Regions from separate parts of the Homo sapiens genome. Here region 2 is linked to region 1. Evidence: chromatin loops called from intact Hi-C (ENCODE). Cell type or tissue: mammary epithelial cell. All regions are shown on one strand. Each heading gives the region's core, and the rest is flanking DNA. Links, peaks and the distances in the headings are about the cores only.

Region 1 (10,564 bases), core at 3,018-8,017:
AAAGAGAAATTGGGGGAGTCACGATGATTAGACAACAGTATGTTGAAATTAAAATTATCAACTAATTTAAAACAAGAGTTGTTTGAAAGAAAAAATGAAAATAGATGGCTCAAAGTGTCTCTGTTGAAAAACCAACACACAGAACAAGAAATAGTTCAAAGCAGACACATCACTGAAACATGTATGTCATCTCTAAGATGATGTAAGTAAATGTCGATTTACTGAAAGCTGATCAAAGTAAGTGACTTACTAGCATTCCATTTTTATCAGAAAGCCATTACAATATCACAACACAAAAATGAGCCATTTCACAAGCCAACTCCGAGACTTTTACAAAGATGCCTTCAAAAAGGATTTTCTATTTATTCCTTATGAGCACTTTTAATCAAACTACTCCATAGTGAAGCACATCTTAAATGGCAAAAGCTTTCCTTTGCACCAGTATCAACATTGCTACATAATCGTTTTGAGAATTTGTCCCTGAAGATAAAATGACTGAAAAGTATAATGGAAAAAAAAGGTCCCATTAATAACAAAAACAAAACAAAACACATCACTCTAAGAATATTGGAAATACTCAAGATTTAAATGAAGATGCTACAGATTTTTGAAGAGGAACATTCAAAAAATAAGAGAGAGAGAGAAAGAAAGAAGAGAGAGGCCAGGCATGGTGGCTCACACCTGTAATCCCAGCACTTTGGGAGGCTGAGGCAGGCGGATCACGAGGTCAGGAGATTGAGACCATCCTGGCTAACATGGTGAACCCCCGTCTCTACTAAAAATATTAAAAATATTAAAAAATTAGCTGGGCGCAGTGGTGGGTACCTGTAGTCCCAGCTACTCGGGAGGCTGAGGCAGGAGAATGGCATGAACCCGGGAGGCGGAGCTTGCAGTGAGCCCAGATAGCGCCACTGCACTGCAGCCTGGGTGACAGAGCGAGACTCCGTCTCAGAAAAAAAAAAAAAAAAGGAAAAATAGAAGAAGAGAGAAAAAGGGAGGGAGGAAAGAAGGAAATAAATTAAATGAGAAGTATTTGTAAAGATAAAATTTCCCTCAATTTAAGCTACAAGTTTAATGTATTTCAAATAAAAAGCCAAGAAGGGTGTGTAGAGGTGGGACAGAGGAGGAGGAAAGAGTTCATAAAGTTATTTTAAATTTTTTTTTAGTAGTAAAACCACAGAATGACCCTCCTCCCCCATCCACTCCATGCCCCACATATAGAAACTGGAAGGGAAAAAGTAATAAGGGAGACTTTAAACTACTGGGTTAGAATGCCACAAAATCTCAAAACTTAAAACAGTATAATTCTAGCACAGAAACTTATAGATGAAGAAAAACACAAAGTCCAGAAATAGATCACAATATGTAATGAAGAAATACATCTTACTCAGAGGTTAGAGTATTAAATTATCATGCAAAGTGAAAAATCCCACACAGATAAAAATTACCTTTGAAAAATCCTTAATCATGCCAAAATTACTAAAAACTGAACTTTTGGAAGCTCAGAGGTCAAGAATTAACTTCTGTTGTTTCTCTCTGCATTTCATTTTGCACTACCCCCACCCCTCGGAGCAAGTATGATACAGTGCTATTGCAAAGAATTTGGAAAGTGACATCTCTTTAGTGAGAATGTAATAATTCCAAAAAGACAGGAAGACAACTGGCTAAACGTCTAGAGAAAATGTAAACACTAATCCCAAGCTTACACTGGCATTTAAAATCAAATTGGAGCAATTTATCAATCTATTGGCAATTGGGGATGGTCTACTGCCTGGCTCAGGAGAAGATGGCACTTTGCCCTTTGTTGTCCTCCTCATCCCATCACACCTGTAAGGACCGGAAGTGGGAAAGGATGCAGGCAGTACTGCCAGACCACAATGTCCAGCCTTAGCCAAGCAGCCAAGGGCCATGGCTTTTGCTGCGTTTGAGGTGGGGAAGGAAAATCCATGGAGTTAAGCCTAATTATCTACATGAGAATAGTCTAAAAATTGAAAGTAGCAAAAAATGTTACAGAATGGGACCAAGATCCCATTCAGTGGTGATATAGGTGGGCATAGCAATTGGGGGAAGGGCAGAGAGAAATTGTTTCAAGTTTTCCCAACAAATAATCTCCCTCCATTAATGGATCATACATTCACATCTATAAATGCTAGGAAAGGCTAAATGTTATAGTAGGTATCTTTGTCTAGTTAAATTATAAATAATTTCTCTAACTTCTACATTTTCTGTGCTGGCCATGTATTTCATTTGTCACAAGAAAATCAAAATTACTATAAAAAGAAAAAACAAGTGAAACATAATGTAACCAACCATTTCCATTTAAATGAACTGTTACACTAACATCCAGATATCATCCCACAAGATTAATCTACTAAGTTTTCTGGGAATAAAAGGATCCATAGTGGGAGGGAAAAGCCTTTTCTTTGTTGTTAACGTTAAAGAAATTATTTTAAAAGGTTGGAAATAAACAGCAAGCACATCAATCATTCACTTTGTGAGATGATTCATGCAAAAGCATTTTGAACAGACTAAAGTTACCCTAATACACTGAAAATGTGAAAATCTGCAATGTGCTAAAAAAATATTATCTTTGTCAAATAAATTTTTCAGTGTTGTCAGTAAATCACTCATTTGTGAATCTCATGCAACAAAATAAAACTGACCAAATGTTTTTGCAAAAGTAAATTTCACTCTAAGAACCCACTGACAATGAAAGGTACTTATTCACACACAAACAAAGATAACAGAAATATCAGACATTAAGAGCACCAAGGTACAAAAAGCTTAAATTCCAAAATTAAGGCCCATTTAAAAAGATCAATGACTAAAGTAGATTATTCAATATGAAGTATTATTTAGTAAAGTACAAAACTTCATAAAACCTATAAAAACTTTGGCACACAGTTCCCCCTCATATCATGAACTCATTTGGCAGGTTAAATAAAAACATCATAAGTGATATCAGCAAAAATGGCAGAGTGAGAAACTCCAAAGTCCATCCCTCCATAAAAACAGAAAAAAATTGGCAAAAGCTGTCATAATCCATTTTTTGGGAACCTAGAAACCTAATTAAAAGCTTGTGGCAACCAGAAAAACAATCAAGAATTAAGCAAGAAAAAGAAATAAAAGGCATTCAGATTGGAAAGGAAGAATGAAACTATTTTTATTTGTAGATGACATTATCTTCCATATAAAAAAGCCTAAGATATCTACAAAAAAATCTGTTAATAGAGTTCAGCAAGATTGCAGATACACAATCAATATATCATCATGTGGTTAAACACTAGCAATGAACAATCAAAAAATGAAATTAAGAAAACAATTCCATTTATGATAGCATGAGAAAGAATAAAATGCTTAGGAATAAATTTAACAAAAGAAGTGCAAGACTTATACTTGGAAAATTACAAAATACTGTTGAAAGAAATGTTAAGCGTCCTGAACAAATAGAAAGATGTCCATGTTCAGGTACTCGAAGACTTAATATTGTTAAGGTTGCAATACTCCCCAAATTAATCTAGAGATTTAAAGCAATTCTTTTTTTAAATGTCAGCTGGCTTTTTTTCTGAAGAAATTAGTAAGCTGATCCTAAACCTCACATGAGAAAATTCAAGGAACCCAGAATAGCCAAAACAATCTTCCAAAAGAACAAAATATAAGGACTCATACTTCCAATTCCAAAACTTACTACAATACTACAGTGTACAATACAGTGTGGTACTGGCAGAAAGACAGACACACAGATAAATGAAATACAATGGAGAATCCACAAATAAACCCAGCATCTACAGTCAACTGATTTTTGACAATGTTGCCAAGACTATTCAATGGGGGAAAGGAGTCTTTTCAAAAGCGGTGCTGAGAAAACTGTATGGCCACATGCAAAAGAATGAATTTGATACCCACCTCACACAATATACAAAAATTAACTCAAAATGGACCAAAGAACTAAGAACCAAGTGTAAGAGGTAAAACTATAAAACTATAAAAAGGGGCCGGGTGCGGTGGCTCAAGCCTGTAATCCCAGCACTTTGGGAGGCCGAGGCGAGCAGATCACGAGGTCAGGAGATTGAGACTATCCTGGCTAACATGGTGAAACCCCGTATCTACTAAAAAAAATACAAAAAAAATTAGCCGGGTGTGGTGGTGGACACCTGTAGTTCCAGCTATTCCGGAGGGTGAGGCAGCAGAATGGCGTGAACCCGGGAGGCGGAGCTTGCAGTGAGCCGAGATGGCGCCACTGCACTCCAGCCTGTGCAACAGAGCGAGACGCCATTTCAAAAAAAAAAACAAACAACTATAAAAAGGAAATGTAAAAGTACATCTTTGCCATCTTGGATTAGGCCAGGGTTTCTTGGATATGACACCAAAAGCATAAGCAGCCAAAGAAAAAAATAGATAAATTGTAGTTTAGCATCAAAGGACACTATCAAGAAAGTGAAAAGACAACCCACACAGTGAGAGAAATAATTGCAAATCATATATGAGATTAAGAGTCTGTACCAGAATACATTAAAAAAAACCTCTTATAACTAAGTAACAAAAAAATAACCATTTTTTTAAATGGCTGAAGCATATGAATAGACATTTCTCCAAAAAAGATACAAATGACCAAGAAGCACATGCAAAGATGTCAACATCATCAGTAAATAGGGAAATGCAAATCAAAACTACAGTGAGGGCTGGGCGCGGTGGCTTACGCCTGTAATCCCAGCACTTTGGGAGGCTGGGGGCGGATCACCTGAGGTCAGGAGTTTGAGACCAGCCTGGCCAATATCGTGAAACCCCGTCTCTACTAAAAATACAACAACAACAACAACAAAATTAGCTGGGTGTGGTGGTGGGCGCCTGTAGTCCCAGCTACTCAGGAGCCTGAGGCAAGAGAATTGCTTGAACCTAGAAGGCAGAGGTTGCAGTGAGCCAAGATCATGCCACTGCGCTCCAGCCTGGGCGACTGAGTGCGACTCCGTGTCAAAAAACAAACAAACAACACTACAATGAGATCCTACTACACACCCATTAGGATGGTTATAATTTTTTTTACAAAGCGAGTATATAGAGAAATTGGAATCCTCATACATAGCTGTGGGAATATAAATGTGCAGAGAACACAGTTTGCAGTTCCTCAAAAAGTTAAACATAGACTTACTACATCACCCAAGAACTCCACTCCTAAGTTACAGTGTGGATGCACTTCAAAAGCCAGATATAAAAGGCCACATAATGTATGACTCAATTTTTATGAAATGTCTCCATAGACACAGAAAGTAGATTAGTGGTTACTAATCTGAGAGTGGGGAAATTGGGGTGTAATTGCTTAACAGTTATGGGGTTTCTTTTATGGGTGATGAAATGTTCTGGAATTAGACAGTAGTGATGACTGTATAACATTGTGAATACACTAAAATCCACCAAATTGTACAATTTAAAATGGCTAAAATGGTGACTTTTATGTGAATTTTATTATAAATAGCTAAAACATCACTTAACTGAAAATTACATTACTGATCAGTTGTAAAACTACTGTTCATTATAATCTGAAAGACTGTCAGATGTGTGCCAAATTTTTGTAAAGTATGGTTCCAAAATTCTAGATCCTCACAATACATATATGTAGATACCAATTCATCTTTATTGTGCTTCTAACTTACTTTAAGAGCCTAAAATCACAGTAAGTTGTTTTAATGACAGCTATACAGAATGAGCCAATCAATGAATACTGGGACAATTTGAACAGACTGCCTCTAAATCCCTACAAATAAGACATACAGCTTTCCCTATGAATCTTGACTTTTAATTAGCATCTATAGCAGGCAACTTGTAAAATGTGAATCAATTATTTCTAATGGCCTTTAGATATCATTCTGAAACTGCCAAAATGAAGCTAATATCAAAAAAGTATTTTTCATATATCAAAATTAGAAATCTTTATCCTGATTTAAGATGTCTCTGTCTGATATGACTACAACCGGCTTTACACATTTTTATCTTTAATCACTGCAAATTTAATGGGATCAGCTAGACATTTTTGTAGCCTACACCACATGGTACTGCTTTGGAAGTTTTATAACCTGGAATTACTAAGTTTTTCATAGGAAAAAAAAGTCCATAAAGATGCTCTTTAGAAATATCTAAGTATTTTACTTTATTTATTTATTTTTTTTTTTGAGACAGAGTCTTGCTCTGTCGCCCACGCTGGAGTGCAGTGGCATATCTTGGCTCACTGCAAGCTCAGCCTCCCGGGTTCACGCCATTCTCCTGCCTCAGCCTCCCGAGTAGCTGGGACTACAGGCGCCCGCCACCACGCCCAGCTAATTTTTTCTATTTTTAGTAGAGACGGGGTTTCACCGTGTTAGCCAGGATGGTCTCGATCTCCTGACCTCGTGATCTGCCCGCCTCGGCCTCCCCAAGTGCTGGGATTACAAGCGTGAGCCACTGCACCCGGCAGAAATATCTAAGTATTTTAAGATAAAATTCAGTTTAACTTAAAATGCTTAGTTTAGCACAGTCAATTTTATGTTAAAAATCTGCAAATTCTGATATTTGGGAATCAGAGTCCCTGGGTCTAACAAAGCACCAGGCTGAGTGGCAGGAGAAGGAGCACAGCACTTGGAGCTGGCACTGGCTGAAAAGCCAGCATCTTTGGAAAGTTCTCATTAACAAATTTATAATTAACACATGTAACTTAAAGCGAAAAGAAGAATCACTAAAAGCCATTTCCTCAGATTAAAAAAAGACAAAGCTCCTTGAATAGAGTCCTCAGATATTCAATATTTTCTTTAAACAGCAATAAAAGACTTTTAAGGGGCTTCATGTTTCAACAAAAGTGTCCACTTTACAAAACCTGAAATACAATAGGAGGGTGGCAATTAAAATAATTCCCAAGAAAGGATTATCTTTAATACGCTGTTAAATTCAATAAGATCTGTGCCTTCCTATTATCAAATCAATAAATACTGATATTTTTCACAATCAGCTAATAACAAAAGGAAAATAAGAAGACATTTACCTCTTCTAAGCTAGGGAGCGAAGAAGAAGATACTGTTCGAGATGACAATGGGTGAAATGGCTCTTGACCAATAGCATGTTGATGATTCTGTATTTGTACAAAAGGGTTCTGCGGTGGCCTGTGAGGCAATGGAGGTAGGCCATAGGGAAAACCTGGCCCCATTAGGTGATTCTGTTGCAAGTTAGCAAAAGTCCATGCTCCATCAGGTGCCAGGTATTTCAAGGGAGGAGGGGCAAGGTGTTCAGATGGCAACGAGAAAGGTGAGTTGAATATCTGGGGTGGGAGGCGCTGTGGAAATGCTGGGTTGCTGGCTACTTCAATGTCTCTGCTGTTATCATTAAAGTTAGAAAAGTGGCTACTGTGGTCTGTACTGGATGGGGGAGATGGGACTGCTGGTGGGCTTCTACTCTGTACTTGTCTATATTGCAAAAGTCTTGATTGAGGTGGTGGCATTTCAGCTAGTTCCCGTGTTTCACTTTGATCACGATGAGACAGTTCTCTGATTAAGTCTTGAAACCTACATGAAAACAATAAAATATGAGGAGAAAACAAAAGGCTCCATCACATTAAGGAAAGCTTAGTCAACTACACATGTATTTTCAACAAACAAAATCATAGTACTAATAACTAGAACTGGCATTAATTCATCTCAGATGTAAGCATTAACACTCAATAGATGCTGAGGTGAAGAAATTAAATATGCTCAATTACCTGATTTCTTTCTGTTCCCATTGTATTAAAAACATCTGTCCTTGTCTCTATACAGCTTTGACAACTGGAAGTTATAAAAGGTCACCATGATGGTGGACCTTATTCAGAAGGGATTAGGAAACACTTCAGAGCATTCATGTGACACTGGCCACAAAAACAAGCTTAGAGTTAGGACCAAATACTCATATGTAGCTGGAATTATAGGAATGTAGAATTCTGTGCCACCATAAAAATAATTAATGATATAATTTTTAGCTTTTAACCACGAATTTACTCCTGTCTTTATTCATTCTTTGCAAGTATTACTACTAAATAAAAAAAGCTGCTCACAGTGATGGTATGTTTCTCTCGCAGAAAAGACCACAAAGTAAGGGAACAAGTTAATTTCCAACCCATAGTAGATCATCCATGCCTAAATTTGTAGAAGAGTTACTTCTAAATGAGTTTTCTGTATTTTAGAGTCAACAAGAGAACTGTGTAGCGTGTGCTTGGAAGGCCAGCATCCAATTTCTCTGAGGCAATATTCCAGCTTGAAGCTAAAAGGACTACAGTCAAAAAAGAGAACAGTGAGGGGGTCGCATTCCAGGGGCTATTTTCAGTCCGCTGGAATACCTTGAGTATGTGGTCTCCACTTCATCTTCGGCACTGCTGGTGAGCTTCCAGTCTGCCCTCACTGGCGGCTGATGTAATCCCAGGGGCGGCTGAGGAAGATGCTGGAGGTGAGGATGGTGATGGTGTGGGTATGGAGCGCTGCCCTGACTGAGAAAGGCATGATGCTCGCTCCACTGCTGGAACCGTGCCTGCTGCTGCCTTAATGTTTCCAGAGCGACACTCCCATGTATACGATCTGCAAAAATATTTGTGAAAAATTTTTTATGAATTTGGGGTTTCAAGTTCATTATTTAAAGTTTTTTACTAACATATTTTCTCCACAAAGACAAAGGACGTAGCTACAAATTTGGTTTTGGTAAGAAGTAAATGTTTTCTAAATTTGCCAGAAATCAGTTATGGTGATGATGATGACAACTCTTCCTCACTTACATAATGATGATCCTGACATCCACTGGATACTATCATACAGCATTTAGAACTAGTTTCTGATTATCACACTAAATGGGGGGGTTTTGCTAGCATTATTTGAAGAAACAATTCAATCTTAACCCAAAATGATATTATACAGTCCAAGTCATGTTAAGTAATCTCTGAATTTTCACATCTGGCAGTAATAGAACTTACCTAAAGCCTCCCCTATAGGTAATCCCGAGGGGTTCTCATCAATGAAGCTATTCAGATGTGAAGGAAGAATGGGGCCGGGTTGTGCAATGGCTCTCAGAGGACTGTGGCCTTCTTGCAGCATGGGAGGGGGCTGCTGCTCCGGAATTACAGCTTCTGCAGGAGGAGACTGTGGCCGATGAGCAACTGCACTATTAAAAAAAGCATTGTTGGGTCCCGCCTGATATGCAGGAGAAAGCTGAGGAGGTGGCTGCTGAGGCTGCTGATTCAACTGACTTTGCTGCTGGACTACCTGATTTGGCTGAGGTGGTATCTGATTTGGTTGTTCAGGCAAATTATTCTGCTGCTGATTTAACAAGGTGTGCTGCTGTGGAATTGGAAAGGGTGGTCTTGGTAGCTGGGGAAGGGGATGAAAGTGGCGATTAGGGATTGCATACTGTGCGTGGGGAGCAGGAAGGGGAAGATTTATGTGTCTTGGGTTGAGATTATCTTTGCGAGGAAATTTGGTACTGGGATAAACAACACTAGGACGTGATTCAGGACTTCTGTTCTGTGGATTTGATTCCAAATCAACCTAGAAAAAAAGAAGAAGCCTTTTTTAACTGCAGAAGATTCAAATTCAGTTGCTCTCCACCTTTTCCCAACCCTAACACATCTAAAGGATATGATACATTGATATCTTCCAGCAGGAGAGCTGAGTGCTCAATTATTTACTTTCTCACAATCAAATAAAGGAAATTTTTTTTTAATTTAAAAAGATGACAGAAAAAAAACAGCATATTAAATGTGAGTCATAAGAAAAGATACTGCCATTTTATTAGCATATCTACTTTAATTCCTTTCAGGGCATTATTTTTAATTTCACACTTTCTTCCTTAGAAAGATGGCCATTTATTTCATTCTGATATAAATCATTAAAATGTGTTTTCCTTCTGATTTCAGGGTGGGTTTGGGTTTTGTTTTGTTTTTTTTTGAGACAGAGTCTAACTCTGTCTCCCAGGCTGCAGTGCAGTGGCACCATCTTGGCTCACTGCAATTTCTGCCTCCTGGATTCAAGCAATTCTCCTGCCTCAGTCTCCCAAGTAGCTGGGATTACAGGCATGCACCACCACGCCCAACTAATTTTTGTATTTTTAGTAGAGATGGAGTTTCACCATGTTGGCCAGGCCTGGTCTCAAACTCCTGACCTCAGGTGATCCGCCTGCCTCGGCCTCCCAAAGTGCTAGGATTACAGGTGTGAGCCATCACACCCAGCCTGATTTTATTGTTTTTATATATCTAATATATTTCCTCAAAAATATCTATGTTAATAAAAAGATGTATCTCAATTTAAACAACTTTGAAATGAACAAACAAGTACTATATCACCTTTGTATATAACTAGTTTGGTTGTCAATTTTTCCATTACATATTGACATTCTTTCTTTAACATTTATTGTGGCCAAACAATACACTGTGCCTGGTGTTGGAAATTAAACAGGCAATAAGAAGACTCAGCCTACACATCAAGAGCCTAGTGCAGGCGTCTATATACCATGCCCCCACTCCAATGCCATTTCCGGCTCACCAGGTTTTGTAAATAAGGTTTTCTTGGAACACAGTCACACTCAT
Region 2 (5,000 bases), core at 1-5,000, 52 kb after region 1:
AGTTCGAGGCCAGCCTGGCCAACATGGCAAAACCCTGTCTCTACTAAAAACACAAAAGTTAACTGGGCGTGGTGGCGTGTGCCTGTAATTCCAGCTACTTGGGAGGCTGAGGCAGGAGAATCGCTTGAACCTGGGAGGCAGAGGTTGCAGTGAGCCCAGATAGCCCCACTGCACTCTATTTTGGGCAACAAAGCAAGACTCTGTCTTAAAAAAGAAAAAAAAAAAAGAAGCTACAATAGAAAGTCAACAAATATCCAAAACCAAATTAAGACATAACAGTTGATATATGTATGTGTGTGTGTATATATTATACATATATACACATATAATTTTTATTTTTATGTATTATATATTCATAATTTGTTATATAATATATACACACATAATTTTTATATATTATATTTATAATTTAGAAAAATGGAAGTATCAAAAGAAACTGCTAAAAAAGTAAAAAATTCCCTTGGGAATGATATTTGGTGAACAATGGCTAGGTTAATTAAAAAAAACAAAACATTTTTTGCTACCAACTTTAAAATACAACATGACCTTTTGTAATAGTGTATGCATGTGATTTTTTAATAAATATAAATACTAATCTAAAACAAAAGCTAATTATTTGAGTCATTATGAGAAAAAAAATTACCAATATTTGAATTTAACCTGTCACTTACAGGTGGCTTTTTAAAATTAAAATTATCTAGTTTCTCCCATATAAAAAGAATATTTACTTAAATCCTCATATTCTCCCAGCCACTGCCCAACCTCTCCCCTCCTTTCACAGCCAGGCTTCTTAGAAGTATTATCCAGATTGTTCTCTCCAGTTACCAACCTCCTATTCACTCCTCTAAACATTCAACATGGCTTACCCTCCATCTAATCAAGGGACATAAACAACTTCTACATCACTAAATCACATCGATGTTTCCAGGCCCAGCGAGTTACCTGACTTGGCAGCATGCAAAGTTCCGCTGTTGCTCCCTCCCAGGAACTCTCCCCTCAGCTTCCATGACTCAAGCTTTCTCTGCTTCCCTTCTAACTCTCCAGCCCTCCTCTCCCCTAACAATCTCATCTATGCTCACGCTTCAATCACCACCAATACCCTAGTGACTCACACATTTTCTCTCTCCAGCCAAGACCTCACCTCTGAGCTCCAATTAATATTTCATTGTAAAATTGAAAAAAAAAAAGTGGTTTTTCAAATTACTCATTTATATAGTATGGATATTTGTTCCCATCAAAATCTCACGTTGAAATGTAATCCCCAGTGTTGGAGGTAGGGCCCAGTGGGAGGTGTCTGAATCATGGCGGCAGATCCCTCATGAAGGGCTTGGGCCATCCCCTTGATGATAAGTAAGCTTTTGCTCTGAAATCTGGTCTTAAAAGTGTGTGGCACCTCCCACACGTACACTCACTCTCACTTGCTCCTGATTTCACCATGTGACATCCTGCTCCCCCTTCGCCTTCCACCACGATTGTAGCTTCCTGAGGCCTCCCTAGAAGCTGAGCAGATGCCAGCACCATGCTTTCTATAAAGCCTGCAGAACCATGAGCCAATTAAACCTCTTTTCTTTATAAATTATCCAGTCTCAGGTATTTCTTTATAGCAATGCAAGAACGGCCTAATACACTCATCAACTAACTCCAAGCACCTGCTTCTTCCTCAAAGAGGGGGGAAAAAAAGAAAGAAACTGAAGTTCTAAGTCTCACTGCTGACGTTTTCACAATTACCTTGGAAAGCTACCTCAAGTTGAAGCTAGTAAGAATACAAAGCTTGATCGCTGAGCCAATTTTCTTGAAAGCATAATATTCTAGTCCCAACTTTTAAAAGATTTTAAAATATTCTCTGTACTTTCATTTTGTGCAACATTTAAGTTAGACACTGTCTAAAAGATTATTTAAAACACAGCCAACATTTTTTTAAAATTGGAGAATTGACGGTAACAAGACAGTTTCAAGTTCACAGTATAAAATATAAGTAATACCAATTAAGGAATTTACATATTTTCCAGAAAGAAACCAATCCACATATCCCACACGAATTATAAGAGAGAGTCTGGTAATATATAATTTTAATTCACTGAAATTTTATTCCTGTAGTAAATTTATATGCAACAAATAACCCCCAAAATGTTATTACTTAAAAGACTATGAATAAGAATGACCTGATCACAGAAGAATATGCTTCTTTGAAGATCAATATAAAACAACAATTACCTTCCATTTTCCCAGAAAGCAGGAAATACACCCCTCCATAGATGACCTCTATCTGCAAAGCCATAAATCTGCCAGAACCAGATACTGATCTTGAGAACCACACACAAAAATATTTTCCCCTCTATTCCATTTTAAAATCTTCTAGTTCTAGTGAAGAAGTAAAAACTGAAACTAAACATGATCTAAAATGGTTTCTAAAATCTCCATCTCCAAATATTTTAAGTTCAGCTCAACTCCTGGCAACTAAAAGAATTTTACAAATTTTAACCATGAAGTATGTATATTTAAGCACATTTACAACTGTATTCACTATGTAATGTTTTGACTATTTTCACACTATAGCACTTTCCAGGGCCTGTTCCAGCCTATATCATGAAGAGAGCAAACTCTTCATGAGCCTTGCTCCCTAGAGACACCCATCTTCATGGTCATGAGCAGACACTTAGTGCCCTCTTGTGTTCTTTCCTCTGCATCCTGGGACAATTCAGATAAAGCTAATCTTCCCAGAGCACTCAGTCATTCTAATCTTCTCTATTCCATTTCACATGCCTCCCATGTTTGTTGTCTATTAGAAAAATTATAAATTAATGAGTTAATGTAATAATAGTGCTAATAAATCTGAACTCAATGCATGAATATTCTTAAGAAATACATTTGCAAGTTAACACCTTTCCCAAAGAGAAAAACTATGGCAAAAATGCAGGACTACATAAAGAAAATATTTGGGAAGTCAGGCTTTTTCTTACTTTATTCCATTTACTAAATGAAATCACATGAAATTTGCATTTGAATATATTTATAAATGTTTTTCCATCTTGGGCTGAACCACTTTCGAGACTTACAGACAGGTGTAAGTCTCTCTGTAAGTTAAAGGGCGAGTCTCGATACTTGGGCCACAACAACTATACATGTACCCTACTGAACATAACTTCTTATTCTGCATATCTAGATGCACCACATGTTTGATTATAACCTCCAAAAAATAATTTTACATGGAAAAAGCTAAATATAAGCTAGTCGAGTGACGGATTTAGTGTTCATCAGCAACAGCTCTACAGCCCCAAGTGTCAAATGACCTATGCTAAGTCGACCGAGATTTGAGGGGGCTTTACTCCACTGTTTTCACACCAAGTACACCACGATAACTGAGAAGGTCACACTTCCTATGTAACACACACATGCTCACTCTACCAACAATATAAGTGAACAAAACAACTTATATCATTAAAGTAAGAACACCTATAGCAAAAATGCTAACTACTCAACTTTCACTTACAAGCTCAGAGATTAGATTCTGAAGCAAACTATTTATTGATGAATGCATCCTTCAATAAATACCATGTTTTCATTTACAGTGATAGTGATTGTATATATGTAATATTTTCTCATTAAATACAACCAGATTCTATTTAAAATAATTACTGCTTCTTAATCTTCCAAAGTAAAAATAAAATATGGCATAAAAACCCGTGTTAATGGGTCACACCACTTTTTTCCTCTTTTGTTTTTTTAATGGAACTCTAAGATCATTCAAACAGCTTTGGTTATGATTACTGAAGAATTAAATAACATAATTTCATTTTTCCATGCTTGAGCTCAAGTAGAAATAAAACGTTAGTGACTTATGATTCAAAAGTGCAGTTAGAAATTAATTTATAAACAATTGTATTCAAACAACCTAGGGCATGACATATTAGTTTGTAAAATGGCAAAACTAAACATTAATTCATATAACAATGAAAGCAAATGGTATAATAAATAACAATTTGATGATTCTTTATTGTTTTCTGAAGAAAAGGATTTTTATTCCCCCATATCCTATATTTAAGTACATTTCATGTCCATATATACTCAGAGGACCTTTCTATATCAACCTTAAATTTTCTTTGACACTTTGTCTCTTAAATGGTAGCAAAAGTTGTTAAATACCAGTCAAGTACATTTTGTTGCAGAAATCATTTCAGTATTTCATGTTTATCTAATGTGTAGCTTCTATGAAATTACCTGCATGATCACAGCCAAAATTTTATTTTCATAAAGAACTGTCCACTGCATGACTAATCTGCCATGCAAAATATGTTAGAATTTTTACTGAACTAGATTTAATTTAAGTTATCATATTTATATTATTTCATCATACTAGCTTTTAGAGGTACATATCAAAATCTACTCAGGTTGAAACAATACACACAAAACTTAAAAAAGGATGTCTTTCTCTTACTTAATGTTTAAGAAATGAATAGTCAAAGATTTTTACATTTTTCCTTAATTTAAACAGTTTCTTCAAAAGACATAACCTCTAAATGTCAATGCATAAAGACTTTGGTATTTCCAAAGTTACTAAAATCTTTACAGACACCTTTTCTTAAGAATAATAAAGTATGATACAGATACATAATAAGCCTTAAAAAAAATACCTGAGAGGTCTTGCCTGGGGATTGCCTGCTTCTACATATGGATGTAAATAATCCTTTATGTAGAGATCAGCAGCACTATTAGAATGGGTGCAAATGAGAATCCTGCTGAAATAAATGGTGCAAATAAAAAGAATGATAAAACACAAAACTATTCAAGCAGTATAATACCAAAAAAAAAAGCAGTGGCCATCCTAATATTATACAATTCCCTTACCCTACTCAGTAATCCCTAGCATTATTCAGTGATACCTTTAGGAAATTACACTACTCTTTAAGTTAAAAAGGAAGTACCCCAAAATTATTTTTAAGTCTATCATATAAAATATACACATATATTTAAACCCAAGTCTTCTGGCTCTAATAGATACC

What was found. Hi-C counts contacts between places; a loop is a spot of excess contacts. Peaks named below come from ENCODE experiments on the same cell type or tissue, not always from the same donor. Only the 100,000 strongest peaks of a DNase experiment are listed, where the experiment ranks them.
Region 2: a loop joins it to region 1, with 2.6 times the contacts of the local background. A loop is called at or near these places in 3 of 110 quality-filtered maps.

Annotation. Positions count from the first base shown.
Region 1 is chr17:67,100,160-67,110,723 of GRCh38, forward strand. It overlaps HELZ (helicase with zinc finger), which reads right to left. Exons shown (of 33, transcript NM_014877.4): 29 at 8,957-9,527; 30 at 8,333-8,567; 31 at 7,010-7,526. Among named protein-coding and RNA genes, the nearest start is that of CACNG1, 61 kb to the left of the region's middle. RefSeq lists an enhancer at 7,649-8,848. In mammary epithelial cell, for the core only: no CTCF peak of the experiment used is centred there; a DNase peak (open chromatin) is centred at 5,232; H3K27ac peaks cover 363 bases.
Region 2 is chr17:67,155,630-67,160,629 of GRCh38, forward strand. It overlaps HELZ (helicase with zinc finger), which reads right to left. Exons shown (of 33, transcript NM_014877.4): 17 at 4,632-4,733. Among named protein-coding and RNA genes, the nearest start is that of HELZ-AS1, 87 kb to the right of the region's middle. In mammary epithelial cell, for the core only: a CTCF peak has its summit at 2,671 (motif pointing left); a DNase peak (open chromatin) is centred at 1,062.